2 separate regions of the Homo sapiens genome follow, and region 1 is linked to region 2. The links are chromatin contacts, found by Hi-C in ENCODE. All regions are on one chromosome and are shown on one strand. Each heading gives the region's core, a stretch centred on a gene start or an enhancer-like site at or near the end of the contact. The rest is flanking DNA. Distances are from core to core; before and after follow the strand shown. Region 1 has its middle 260 kb from the start of SPRY2. Region 2 has its middle 130 kb from the start of SPRY2.

Region 1 (7,481 bases), core at 4,289-6,788, 130 kb before region 2:
TGATTTGTGCCTCATTAAAAATTTTGTGGTCAAACCCTTTGCCCTCAATACTCTATAGACACTGCTTTATTTAATTCTGCAATCATTACCAAGAAGTCATCTGACACTGGCATAGAGCACTTGAACTTATTCCTCCTCTCTAGCTGTAATTTAGTATCAACAAATCTCTAGGTCTTGGCCATTTTTCCTAGCTCAAAGCAAGTAAAAATGGCACTTCCCTTCTAAAGCCATCTTTGTCCTGTTGCCCTGTAAGGGGCTGGATATTATATCCAACTTGTTCCCCAATTGTCATGTTTCCAAATAAAGAATAATTGACTAGAGGTCTTCAGGATCTTCTTATTTGGTCTAATGAAATTTGTCATATGCATTGTTTCTGGAGAGACATGCATTAGTTTTCGACATCCTCTTTCACTTAGGTCCAGGTTTTCACTATTTCTAAGACATTATGCAGTATAATAATGTAGTTATTACATAGTTTATTATAGTTTAGTTTTAATTGTTTCTGATCATTTCAGTAACTTCATGCTGAAATTTATATTAAAAGAACTTCTTTCTCTCAGAAGTACATGGTGTACTTTCTGAGACTTTGCCGATGTACAAACATTTTTTGTTGCTTTCAAGCATGAAGGATTACTTAGATGAATACAGTATTTATTTGTTTGTTTTTGAGATGGAGTCTCACTCTGTTGCAGAGGCTGGAGTGCAGTGGCGCGATCTCGGCTCACTGCAACCTCCACCTCCTGGGTTCAAGCAATTTGCTGCCTCAGCCTCCTGAGTAGCTGGGATTACAGGCACCCACCACCATGCCCGGCTAATTTTTATATTTTTAGTAGAGATGGGGTTTCACCATCTTGGCCAGGCTTGTCTTGAACTCCTGACCTCAGGTGATCTACCCGCCTTGGCCTCCCAAAGTGCTAGGATTACAGGTGTGAGCCACCGCACCCGGCCCAAATATTCTTGAATCTTTTGTACTTTGTATTGCTCACTGCTCTTTTATATCTAATTCTGCAGAATCTGAAGTCTGCCTTATTTTTGCATTCTTTGTACATTACCTGCTTTTTTGTGTATACTTGGGTATTTGAAGTTCAAGACTTTCTCCAGGATAATAGAAGGAAATACATCTACTCCAGTCACCGTATTTCTTCATGGTTCCATAAAATAGAAGCATTGACCAGCTCTGCTGCCATCTCAGTGAAGCACTTTGGAAAATAATTTCTGCCATTCTCTGCCCCTTCTCTCTCTGCCTCATTGAAAAGGAAGCTACAAAGACTAATGAGAGCCTGGCATCCTTTGTTTTTTTTTTTTTCCACTAGATAGAAATAATATATGAAAGGTCATTGCCTACTTGTTGTTAGGTCTCTGTTTTAACTCTCTTGAAGGTACTTGCTCTTAAAAATGAAATTTGTTCTCTCTATTTCTATTTTGCCCAGTAACCAACACCAGGGCATATCCTGCCCTTTTAAGGGAAAGTCTGCTATCTCCATCTGTCCATCTATTAACTGTTTGCTTGAATTCATTTTGAGAAGTTGTAAAACACTCAATGTGAGTCTAAGCTGCTTCCTTCAATCAAAAAATAACCTCATGCTGTATTTCAATGCCCAGTTGGCTCTTGCATCTATTTCAATTAGTTAAGAAATTAAGACACTTTGGGAGGCCAAGGCGGGCGGATCACGAGATCAGGAGATCGAGACCACGGTGAAACCCTGTCTCTACTAAAAATACAAAAAATTAGATGGGCGTGGTGGCGGGCACCTGTAGTCCCAGCTACTCAGGAGGCTGAGGCAGGAGAATGGCATGAACCCGGAAGGCGGAGCTTGCAGTGAGCCGAGATCGCACCACTGCACTCCAGCCTGGGCAACAGAGCGAGACTCCATCCCAAAAAAAAAAAAGAAGAAATTAAGAATAGGTGGAGATATGACTAATAGGCTCCTATGAACCCCATACAAAGATAAATATACATTTTTATCTATTTGTATTAGTTTTGTTTTTCTAGTTCCTGATGAACTCTCTTTTGCTCTGAGAGAGAGAGAGAAAGAGACAGGGAGAGAGAGAAGAGAGTATTGGAAAGATGAGTAATTCAAGATGGAAAAATTGCATGTCTTCATCCACTCATTTCTCTTTAGTTTTATTATATGCATTTGTTGTTCAGTTTTGTGAAGTACAATGTCAGATTCCAGACCTAACATCAGCAGCTGTCTTTCTTGATGTAGGAATAGCCTTGTCAACTCTCAGACCAAACTTACGTTGTGAGGGGAGTTCACTGCAGCCAGTCTCTTGACTGTTGCTCTGTAATACGTCTGCCATCTCTTGCAATAGTTCCTGTCACCAAGATGCATGAGGGTACTACTTGCCAACTTGAAAAAACATCTGTCCTGATTTCTGAATACTACTGCTTAGGTGGCTTTGTTCATTACTGTCATTTGTGATATAGCATCAAATTTGTTTTGTTACTGTCACCTGTGATACAGCATCAAACCAGCTATATGTTGCCTTCAAGTGCTTCTCCTTAACCTGGTCTTACACACACTCCTTCTGGCCAAAACTCCTCAAGTTGCTGACAATTTGATGACTTACATGGTTTCAATCATAAATGGAAATTATCTCTTAGTTTATAGTTCAGAGAAGAGAAAGTGGTGATAAATCATACACGTGTCCTCATGGTTTCATCATTCTTCACAGTGCTTTTGAAAGTAGTAGTTACTACTTTCTAGTTACTATCTAGATCTTTGAAACTTTAGAAAGAGAAAACATTAAATAGAAGAAAAGCAAGGTCTTTCATATAGCAAACACTCTTGGTTTTCTCTGCCCATACTCAAATTTGGAGGTGTGATTATAAAGCTACAGGAAGCTAAAATGTGTTTTCCCACCCAACACATAACTGACTCTCTTTGCGTTTCTATGATACATATCTCAGTGGACTAAATCAATCTATATTTCAAATTCTTGGGAAGGAAGGAGGGAAGAGCAAATAGATTGTTTGAATATAAATGAGTATTATATTTGTCCTATTTCCATTTATTAAGAGAACAGAGGTAAGATTACTTACAGGCGTGGTGGCAGGCGCCTGTAATCCCAACTCCTCGGGAGGCTGACGCAGGAGAATTGCTTGAACCCGGGAGGCAGAGGTTGCAGTGAGCTGAGATGATGCCACTCCAGCCTGGGGGACAAGAGCGAGACTTCATCTTAAAAAAAAAAATGATTACTTAGGCCTGGATGATATTCTGACATTTAGAAAGATATTGTAAACATCTATGAGTTTCACTATTTTAAGTTTCACTTATTTTTCATCAAGTTAAGTGTAAGTCAATATTTTACTAATTTAACTAATAATGATCTGCAATAGAACAAAATCTATGTTGCCAGTCACTAATGGTGATTACATAGATTCATTCCAAGAGAGCTCATTGGTTCTCAGAACCAGAGACATGAAAAAATCACTTAATTCAAGATATTATATAAAAAGAATAGGCATTCTATAAATGTTTTGGCGTCTATAAAATGAACAGATGCCAAAACATCTACAGTATCTAAAACAGGCTTTGGTTAATGGTTTGTGTTAATCAGACCTGGATATACATAAAGGGAATGTGAAAGCACAGCAAAATAGGAACAAAAGCTAAACAAATGTCATTCTTTTCAACGACTCACTAATACATGGCTAAGAATGTATTTTCTGTATTTTCAGAATAAAATAAGTTAGCTATAATAAGCTGCTAATTCTGCTAAGGGTTGGAAGTGGTGCTACCATTTGGAAATGCCAAGGTATTTAAATGAATACTACTAAATCTATTACAGCAAATCTCAACCCAAAAGCAATTTGTATTTTGTTGTTGTGCATGTTGATATAAAAGAAAAGAACATAATGAACTGAAGTTTCCCCCCCAAAGGAACCTGACCTCCTTAATGGGGGAAAAAAGAAAAGAAAACTAAAATTTAAAACAGCTGTTTGGCCTAAAAAGAGAAAAAGATTCCCCAGTGACAAATTTACAATCAAGAGGAAATCAGTTCCAAAAAATAAAATGAAGGCAGCCAATCTGATTGTTTCTGAATTTATATAAAATAATTTGAGCATCAAAGGACAGGAAAGAGAAATGTCTACAAAGGACCCCTCTATAGTAACTCTCCAAAACTAATATGGAAAAAAGAAGAAACAAAATGTAGTACTTGAATATATTATCCATTTATGATTTTTTAAACTGCCACAAAAATTTCAATATGCCTAACAAAGCTATATCAGAGATCACTGATGCTAAACTCTAAATCTAACCACACTACAACCTGTACCTTGAATACAGAGACATCAAGAGTGTCCTATGATAGGAAATAACATTTCTAGGACAATAGGTAAATAGCATACATAAAATAAATTTAAAATATAAATCCCATTTCTTTAGCAATTAAATTGAAATAAAAGCATGCAGAAAAATTAGAATCAGAAGTGGTAGTAAAATCTGGATCTGCTTTAATCAAGTCAATCCATCCTAAACCTACAAACTGACTTTCTTTCTTGATTGAAAAAATTCACTATCATAAGTGAAAGGCACAGCTAGTTTCAATTTGCAACTCTTTGCTCTCGCAAAGAACAGCCTAAAATTCTTAACACGTGCCTAGTGCCTGCACTCTGCTTGCAATCTAGATTATTACATAGTTAGGAGTGAATACCAAATGCCTCACAAACTGGAAAAGATTTAAGATAGAATTCAAGATATGAAGATGACTTACAAGTTGCAATCTAATCCCAAGACTTTTGTTTAACAAATTTATTTTATTTTATTCTGCATTAGTATAACATCTCAAAAGATCAGGTTTATGTGTAAATAAATGAGCTCAGTTCAATTTTTTACAATTGGGAAAAGAGGAGAATTAAGTACTAATTATATTGATTAAAATACTGTGGTATCCTGTGAACTCCATTTGCAGTTATCTTTTTGTTTACCCTCAGCCTCACTTCATGTCATTAGGTTTTCCCTTCACCTGCCACAATTTGAAATGGTTATGAATATCGTGCCCCCTTCTTAACCAAAGGGAAGTTTTGCCAAACTATGCTGTCAGAGGAGTTGCTTGAAGGCATACGTAATTCATAGAATGAAATTTATGCTCTCTAGCAAAACATATTCAGAAAATTATTTTACTTAAAAAAGAACTCCAATTTGTTAAGATACAATTTCTTTTAGTTACCCCTTAATGTTGTTAACATTATATCCATTGTTTGGTGCTCCATAAAGATACTCAGAAAAACATACTAAGAAACCCATATATAAAACCTTTTGTATTGCCACAATAAAAATTGGGATGCAGGTAATTAGTGATAAAATAGTGGAAAAAATTCAAAATGCCCATGCTATTCCCAACGGCAATGAATGGTTTCTGTATGAATAATGACATGTACACAAAATGAAAAATAACTTAGTCATTTTTAAGAAAAAGAATGATGATAACTGCATCCCAGTATGATGATAAAACATAATTTCAGATGTTGTGGCTTTCGACCAGAGGAGGCAGGATCCTGAGCAAGGGAACTCTCTGGTGGCCAGAACTGCTGAGCACACATTCTGAAACCAAGACACTAAAGCTCGATGAGTACTCTGAAACACCAGGAAAGGCTAAACAAGTTTCCAAATTGAAAACTCAGAATTTTCTCTATTTGCTTTACCTGAAATTTAAATTATGTATGACAGGATTTTTTTAGTCTTACCAACTAAATTGGGGAGAAGTAGCAAATAAATTTTTGAGACAAATGAAAGTTGCTTTTCTTTCATAACATTGACCATAATGTTTGTTCATGAATGTCTAAAAAAGTGGAAAAGAGGGCTTCCAAGGGGCTGTTACAGGAGGCATATGCAGAAGGGGCTTTGTCTGTATGAGGGTCTCAAGGACAAACTTGACCACAGTCATAAAGAGACAGCCACAAAAGCCGTAAGTTGTATGGATGGTTCTTTCAGCCCATATTCTGTCAGCCACAGTGGATGAGGAATGCCCTTTGAAATTTAACAACCAGCACAGTAAATTCCAACCAGGAGCTTTATTAAATCTTCTTAAAACTTATTCATATTTTTAGATTATTTACCTTTTGAAGATACCAATTCCAGAATGTTTCCACTGGAATTTTTACAGCTGGTATGTTGCATTTATTTAAAGATAATTCACTTATTTTTCTCATGTTTATTAAACAAATATATGCTATATACATACATATACACATGTGACCACAGAACAACAAAATGCACAACAAAATGAGCAACAACCACAGAACAACCACAGAACAACAAAATGAGCAACATTATTGCAACACTGAGTTGATATGATTCCAACTGAAAGGAAAAACACTCAACATTTTAGTTTCTTCCACCCTTATTATCAATAAACACTAAACGTTCCTTATGTATTTTTTAATCCTGAAAATAGCTTGTGAGTCTATCCTTTCCCTTGATTGTTTCCTTGTACATCATCTCAAATTCTGGGTATGCATATTTGGATATAATTATAATACATATTTACAACAGATTCAAAAGGATTTCTTTACCTTTTAAACTAAACTGATTTTATGAGGAATCCATTGTATTGCTCATCCCTGAGGTAAGATAAGTCGATTTTGTAAAGACTTAGGTATTTGTTTTAACTGAGTCAAATAGTTGTTTCTGACAAATTTAAAGCAACCTTGGGCTTAACAGTCAAATATGACATTTGAAACAAGGAAGTTGTAAATCCCTCTCTACTCCACTCAGATCACTGCTGAGCACTGTGCTTTTAGAGAGACATCGATGAATTTGAGGTTTTTTAGAAAAAGGAGGTATAGTTGATAAGGGGATTCAAAATTATGCTCAAGGAGAACTTTGTATGAGTTATGGCAAAGAAGCTGATAGGGCCAACTATTCCATGTTTCTATGAACGAATAATATGCTTATATAATGTATATAAAGAAGTTCCATGATTTCTCAAATTTATAATTCAAAATACCATAAATCAAATTAGAATTCAGAATCTAGCTATATTGCACAAATAAAATGTAAATGATAGCTTCACTCATTTTGGGTAGGAATTATTACTTTTTTCATCCCTCTATATAAAATGGAATTTTGATACTCTTATAGAAAATTGAACGTTTTACAGGGTCTCAGATTTTATATAACCTGTGGGTGCCTAGATTTTGCAAAGCAAAATCTATTATTCTGTAAAAATCTCTAGAATATAAGGATAAGAAAAGAGTTTGATGACATTTGACATGTCCTATATAGTCATGTTCTTTTTTTAAGTTGACACTTTTCAAACAATGCTTTTCAGAACTAAAGTTTCAAAGGAAGTCCTTAAGGGAATCTTTGGATGTGTAAGTGAAAATGAAGGGAATACCCCATCCCTACAGTAAGATTTGATTTGGAAAAATGCATTTCGCCGCATTATACTTATGTGTTTATATACACACGGTGAAAATGCAGTGCATTTTTTAATAATCATTTTTATAAAATATCTCCTTATAATCAATA
Region 2 (7,502 bases), core at 2,686-5,185:
AAGTGTTTTTAAGTATATACAACTCAAATACTAGCCCAAGTTCCATGATGAAACTTTGTGTAAATACTGTAGTTCTGTCCTCCAGGGCTGTGATTCATGGGTTTATTTGTTTTTGCTCAGTCACTCACTCCTGCCTGCAGTGATCCATGAGCTGGATTCTCTCCATCTGTTCCACTACCTGGAGTCCAGTACCCTGTAGCAGATGTTAATTTGGGCCTGTCTTTAATCTCTGCACCATTTGGAGAGCTGAAATAATACCTTACAAAAAATTCCTGGTCTTTGTGGTGTTATAGGGTTTATATGCTTTTCTTTAAAGCATGCTTTTATTTTAAGAAGATCATAATTTCTACTTGGTTTCCCATGCAGAGTATTGATGGAGATTAATAATTCAACTGAACAATCTTTAAAGTGGGCACAATAACAACTCTTAATTACACTGTCTAGAAAATACAGGGAAAGTAAAAACAATCCAATGTGCCCCTTGTTTCAAATACAACATTATTAAATATATAGCTTCAGTGCTTTTATTGAGTTCATTTTCATGATAAAAGCTTAAACCTGCTCAACTCTGGGGGTCCAAAGAAGGCTTTTATCTTGTGGAAGATAAATTCAGCACTTCTGTAAGTCTTCCATACATGTAATTCAATTTTTATATAATAGAAAAGTCTGTCAATTTTATAAAACCTGATAAAATAAGCGTTGCCAAATAATGAGTGCTGTTTATTCCACGTGTAATATTTTATCTTTTTAATAAACTATAAGCTTATTATAAGCAGTGTCTATTAGTCTTGTAATAAGTCCTGAAACTCCAACTAACTGGAATTCCATTTTGCTTAGTCCAGGGTTGGACATGTCACTCGATCAAGCCAATAAAAGACCTTGCCTGAAATGGTTATATTACATTTGGAAGAAAAGTTCTGTTTCTAGTAGGTTTGCTAATTTAGGAGAATATGAGAAGTCCCTGCCAGGGGGGAAAGTATATAAATTCGAACAGATAGCAGAAAGAGAGAGGTTGGAAGGAGAGGAGAGGAAAACGCAAGGATGAGGAGAGAAGAAATTTGACAGTATTGAATTTTAGAACCAGCTGGTAAGGTCCTAATACCTGAAACTTTTCTTTAAATCATGTGACCTACTCCCAGCATCTTTTCCAAACTAAAAGATGAACTCTCTTATTTTGGTTAATCTAGTTTGAATAAAAAATATATGACTACTATACAACATCCATATAGAATGTGTTCAATCTACTGGAATTGGTGGCAGGAGTGCGGTTCTTGTTTGTTTCCTGAATTGCTGTTTTTTTGTCTGCTCGATTCCATTTGGGAATGCAACACTTGTATATTTCTGTAGCCATTCTCAATGCTCTTGTATCATAAGGTAACAAGTATTCAATTTTATGACTGCATTATCTTCTAGTTTGGAAGAATAAACTAGGAGTATCTTTAAAGCACACGACAAATTAAAAAAAAATTTTTTTTCTTTTCTTTTGAGACGGAGTCTCACTCTGTCACCCAGGCTGGAGTGTAGTGCCGCGATCTTGGCTCACTGCAAGCTCCACCTCCCAGGTTCAAGTGATTCTCCTGCCTCAGCCTCCCAAGTAGCTAGGACTACAGTCGCGTGCCACCACACCCAGCTAATTTTTGTATTTTTAGTAGAGACAGGGTTTCACCATGTTGGCCAGGATGGTCTCGATCTCCTGACCTCATGATCCACCTGCCTCCTTCTCTCAAAGTGCTGGGATTACAGGTGTGAGCCACTGCGCCCGGCCAAGAAATAATATTTTGTCTGATTTTTTTTCTGTCTATATTGGATCTGAAGCCAAGAGAAGAAAAGATTATCTTTCTTTTCCTCTCCCAGATACTCCAAATGCCAACAAGGTTTTGCCTGTATGGAACACACAATGGTTGCCAAGTCAATACATTTGTGTGCCAAAAAACTCTGAAGGTTAAAATCCTACCCAAAATTGTGTAAAGCTCAACAAATTTACCCTAATGACAATTTGAAGAACATACTTGTCAATTTTTCTGAGCCTTCTTATAAACTCAGAGTGAATGAGAATTCCCAAAACTGCTACTCCTGTGGTGGCTGCAAAATTTAATATTATTTCCTGTTTAATGAAAGTGACATACATGGAGTCTGGAACCAAAATTAGATTTTATGAATAAATAGGAAAGAAGGAATGGAGAGCAGTGGGATCCTAAATCCAAGAAATTAACTCCATCATTGAACCCTATTTAAGTACTGAAGCCCTTGTTAGGAAGAGGAAACCTATTGTAATAAGAGTTTTTCTTTTTTAAGTTGGAGAAAAGCAGAATAGTTGACCCTAAAAACATATCTCTAAAATATGAATCAATTTATTTCTATCTCTGCCTTCCCTAAGGTTAATTTCAACTCTCATCTTCCTGTGGCACCTCTCTAGCAGCTTCACAGAGTTGAGCCATCCTCAACAGAGGGAGCCTTTTCTTCCCATCCTAATCTCCATTCTTTCTGTGAGAGTAAATCATCATCTAATCAGTCATGGAAAGAGAAGAGTTGAAGTGGTGACATATTTCCAGAACAGACATCACAGCGTTGCGCCTCATGGGCAGAGTCCACCATCAATACTGCCCCAGTGATTACATCTCATACTCCAGACATTCTGAGTTCTCTCTTGGCTTCTCTTTGCCATATTCCCTTAAGCTACACAGCCACCTTCTCCGGTAGACCACAGTCTTGCTATTGGTGAAAGATTTCCAAAACCCTTTGGCTTTTCTCTGCCCAAAGAGACAATAAATCTGGTGCTAATGTTTCACAAAGGATCCTCTCTTTCATTATGCTACAAATGTATGCTTGAGTCGTAGTTGAGAGAAAACAGCATAATATAATGCTTAGGATGTGAACCATTTACCTCTGTCACTTAATAGCTGTGTGACCTTAGCTTTTGTAGGATTTAACCTTTACATTTCTCATATGTAAAATGGAGAAAGCAACAATACCTCCAATGTGTGGCTATGTTGAGAATTAAATTAAAAATGTAGAGTTCATACAATGTCTGACACATAGAAAATGCTATGTAAGTACATGCTGTTATTGTTTCCTGAATTCTCCTCTTTTGCTCTTTCCTCTACCTTGTATCCTCCTTTACTACTTTTACAGACACACAGGCACACACCTCTCTACCTCCATACACAAAACCACATACACATTCCCCCTTCAATTAAGTTAAATCCTTAGCTTGTCACTTTAATGGGAATTTACTGCTTAACAGCTTTACACCGCTTTGGGAATTTGTGCTTGTTATAAACAGATTAAAAATTAACATATTTAAGAACTTTGTCTTATCACAAATTTCAAACCAGGTTTAGAGGCAAATCTACAGGAGTTATTTTAAAGTTGGTCTGATCAATGTACTGTTAAAGCTACTTCTACTTTTTTTAGTAAAATGAAAGGAAGGATGGAAAGAAGGAAGGAAGGGAGGAAGGAAAGATGGATGGACGGACGGACAGAAGGAAGGAAGGAAAGAAGGAAGGAAGGAAGGAGAGAAAGAAAGCAGGCAGGCAGGCTCTAAGGAAAATCATAAAACTGCATCAAAATTCACTAGAAAACAATCCCATTTCATATTCTGCTAAACGCCATAGGAAATGACATTTGCTATAGTAAGAAAAACAGATGGTGGAGAGAGAGTGGAAAATACAACTCCTTGAACACTGAGAATGAAAATGCCACTGTGAACATTTTGGGTCTCTCTGACGTGTTCCTTTATCAAGTTGTAGCCTCCAAGACAACCACTTTCTTTATTATATGCATGCCTTCCAGCCTGAAATAGTTTTGTGGGGCTTCCAAAGTAAGAAGCGAGTGGTGTTTTGGATGTGTGTTTGTGTGAGGTTGCATGTGAGTTCATGAGTGGGGCCAGGACAGAGAACACTGAGGGTCATTCAAACCCATGAGACAGACAACTCTGACCCAGGATCCTTCGCCAGCAGCACAGTGATTCATCCTCTCAGGCACAAGTACATCAAGTCCTCTGTTTTCTCTTAGTTCACATTTGTCCTCTTCAAACCAATGAGTCATAAGTTGGAAATATGTATGAAATAAGCTAGCATAATATGTCACTGAATTATTTCTGGTGATTCAATATACACATCCTAGGACACCAGGCATCTGAAAGGCAAATTTTTAAATTCAAGAGATTTATACAAAGCAGATACAGTTGATTGTGTAAGAAAGAAGAAAATCAGGTGCAAGAAGAAACAGATCCTGGTAAAACGATTAACTTTCAGTAAGGGGGGTAAAATATTTCTTCCTGCTCTCAAAAGGATAATTTTCTTCAGAGGAAATTGCATAAATTCTTGGTCACTTGAATTAGCAGAGAACTATTCTTGCCAAAGTTTAGTGCTGGGAAACAAATGATATTTTGGCCTCTTGCAAAACGATTCTACCTCTCCACAGCAAAATGAGCTTCATTCCTTAATGCAAACAGAATTCATACCTTCCCATTCGTACCTTCAAACCTCAATTACCTGAGAAATCAGAGGATGATTTCCTCTTATGAAGAAGTTTTATCATGAGAAAATGGAAACCTGAAAACATAATGCCTGGCCTGATAATGACCAAGGCAGAACCTCTTCCCATACTCATTTGTTCAGCAATTACTTGCTGGGTGCCTCCCTTGTGTCAGGTCACAGGTATCCCAGGCACTGAGGAGGCAGCAGTGCACAGGCTGACACTGCCCATTTCCTTTTGGAGCAATGGAGCAAGACAGGCACTTAGCAAATATTAGGTTGTTGCAAAAGTGATTGCGGTTTTTGCCATTACTTTCAATGGCAAAAGCAGTGACTGCTTTCGCGCCAACCTAATAGCAATAGAAGTCATGCCCATGACAATAAGTGGTATAAAGAGCAGCAGACATGGCCACCTTGCTTGTTTGGGCTTAGAAGAGGCATGTATGATGAAGACCTGAAGATCTGAAATTCAGCTGAGACTCCAGAAATTGGAGAATGAGAAGGCATTGGCAAGAATATTTCAAAGTAAAGGAAAGGTTACGGCAAGGCCCTGAGGCTGGAAAGAGAATGGAGTTTCTGAGAAACTGACATAGGAATGTAACTGGAGCACAAAGAAAGAGAGACATGGGAGATGAGGCTGGGGAAGGCAGCGGTCAAACTGGGAAGATATTCTAAGCCATGCTGAGAGCGCTCGACTTTCTCAAAAGGGTAATTACAAATCACTGGAAGCTGAGAGAGAGAGACAGTTACATGTGCATTTTTAAAGATAACTAGCTTTTATAAAAAGAATTTGTGGAGGAGAAAGGAAAAAGAAAATGTCTGGGCAATATAGAGGTTCTCCAATATCTGGATCCAAGATAATGGCTATGGGGGAAAGGAAATGTAAAAAAGGCTGTGATAAACTGAGAAAGCCTTATCAATAAGACTTGTTTCATGCATGTATAAGATGGAGCTGGATGAAAGGAAAAAAATCAAATGGAAGTGAAAGGGGGTCTCTGTGAACCCACCTCAGTGAATTTTTTTTTAAATCTTCCTCTCAGTATCACACATATGCTTATAGCTTAACTAACGTAACTTTAACTAGTCTTCCAACTCTCAGTTCCCTCTTCCTCACTATTTTATACAATTAACTTCACAATGAAATCCATAGTTGAAAGACTCTCTGGTCAGGGTCACAGCAGAACAAGGGGAGGAATTGCTATTACTCAGAGAGGGTGGCCTGGGCCAATCGACAACTGATAGGATTGGTGTTATCTCCCTTTTGGTAAGCTGGGAGTACAGCCTCAGACTTATATGGAATTTTTTTGTATTTTTTTCTTTCTTAAAAACTATTTTTCTGTATTTAAGGGGCACAGGTGCAGGTTTCTTTTTTTATATATACTTTAAGTTTTAGGTACATGTGCACAGTGTGCAGGTTTGTTACATATGTATACATGTGCCATGTTGGTGTTCTGCACACATCAACTCGTCATTTACATTAGGTATTTCTCCTAATGCTATCCCTCCCCCCGTCTGCCACCCCCTGACATGCCCTGGTGTGTGATGTTCCCCACCCTCTGTCCATGTGTTCTCATTGTTCAACTCCCACCTATGAGTGAGAACATGTGGTGTTTGGTTTTTCTGTCCTTGTGATAGTTTGCTGAGAACGATGGTTTCCAGCTTCATCCATGTCCCTGCAAAGGTCATGACCTAATCCTTTTTTATGAATGCATAGTATCCCATGGTGTATATGCCACATTTTCTTAATCTAGTCTATCACTGATGGACATTTGGGTGGGTTCCAAGTCTTTGCTATTGTGAATAGTGCTGCAATAAACATATGTGTGCATGCGTCTTTATAGTAGCATGATTTATAATACTTTGAGTATATACCTGGTAATGGCATAGCTGGGTCAAATGGTATTTCTAGTTCTAGATCCTTGAGGAATTGCCACACTGTCTTCCACAATGGTTGAACTAATTTATACTCTCACCAACAGTGTGAAGTGTTCCTATTTCTCCACATTCTCTCCAGCACCTGTTGTTTCCTGGCTTTTTAATGATCGCCATTCTAACTGGTGTGAGATGGTATCTCATTGTGGTTTTGATTTGCATTTCTCTAATGACCAGTGATGATGAGCATTTTTCCATATGTCTGTTGGCTGCATAAATATCTTCTTTTGAGAAGTGTCTGTTCATATCCTTTGCCCACTTTTTGATGGGGTTATTTTTTTCTTGTAAATTTGTTTAAGTTCTTTGTAGATTATGGATATTAGCCCTTTGTCATATGAGTAGATTGCAAAAATTTTCTCCCATTCTGTAGGTTGCCTGTTCACTCTGATGGTAGTATCTTTTGCTGTGCAGAAGCTCTTTAGTTGAACTAGATCCCACTTGTCTACTTTGGCTTTTGTTGCCATTGCTTTTGGTGCGTTAGTCATGAAGTCTTTGCCCATGCCTATGTCCTGAATGGTATTGCCTAGGTTTTCTTATAAGGTTTTTATGGTTTTTAGGTCTTACATTTAAGTCTTTAATCCATCTTGAATTAATTTTTGTATGAGGTGTAAGGAAGGGATCCAGTTTTTGCTTTCTACATATGGCTAGCCAGTTTTCCCAGCATCATTTATTAAATAGGGAATCCTTTCCCCATGGTTTGTTTTTGTCAGGTTTGTCAAAGATCAGATGGTTGTAGACGTGTGGTGTTATTTCTGAGGGTTCTGTTCTTTTCCATTGGTCTATATCTCTGTTTTGGTACCAGTACCATGCTGTTTTGGTTACTGTAGCCTTGTAGTATAGTTTGGTGTCAGGTAGCGTGATGCCTCCAGCTTTGTCCTTTTTGCTTAGGATTCTGTTGGCTATGAGGGCTCTTTTTTGGTTCCGTATGAACTTTAAAGGAGTTTTTCCCAATTCTGTGAATAAAGTCAGTGGTAGCTTGATGGGGACAGCATTGAATCTATAAATTACCTTGGGCAGTATGGTCATTTTCATGATATTGATTCTTCCTATCCATGAGCATGGAATGTTCTTCCATTTGTTTGTGTCCTCTTT

The links. Hi-C counts contacts between places; a loop is a spot of excess contacts on that map. Pooled maps may share reads with other maps.
Region 1: a map of heart right ventricle shows a loop between it and region 2 (2.6-fold over the local background). The contact joins two enhancer-like sites. A Hi-C loop is called at or near these places in 4 of 168 maps with a recorded cell type or tissue (Right ventricle myocardium inferior, heart left ventricle and heart right ventricle) and 5 of 50 pooled maps.

The regions. Positions count from the first base shown.
Region 1 is chr13:80,602,333-80,609,813 of GRCh38, reverse strand. No RefSeq gene overlaps it. Among named protein-coding and RNA genes, the nearest start is that of SPRY2, 260 kb to the right of the region's middle. Within about 2 kb of position 5,538, at least 3 of the 41 ENCODE cell types and tissues checked have a DNase peak (open chromatin) inside an H3K27ac peak, as active enhancers do; they include heart right ventricle, where a contact is called at or near this core.
Region 2 is chr13:80,466,509-80,474,010 of GRCh38, reverse strand. No RefSeq gene overlaps it. Among named protein-coding and RNA genes, the nearest start is that of SPRY2, 130 kb to the right of the region's middle. Within about 2 kb of position 3,935, at least 13 of the 41 ENCODE cell types and tissues checked have a DNase peak (open chromatin) inside an H3K27ac peak, as active enhancers do; they include heart right ventricle, where a contact is called at or near this core.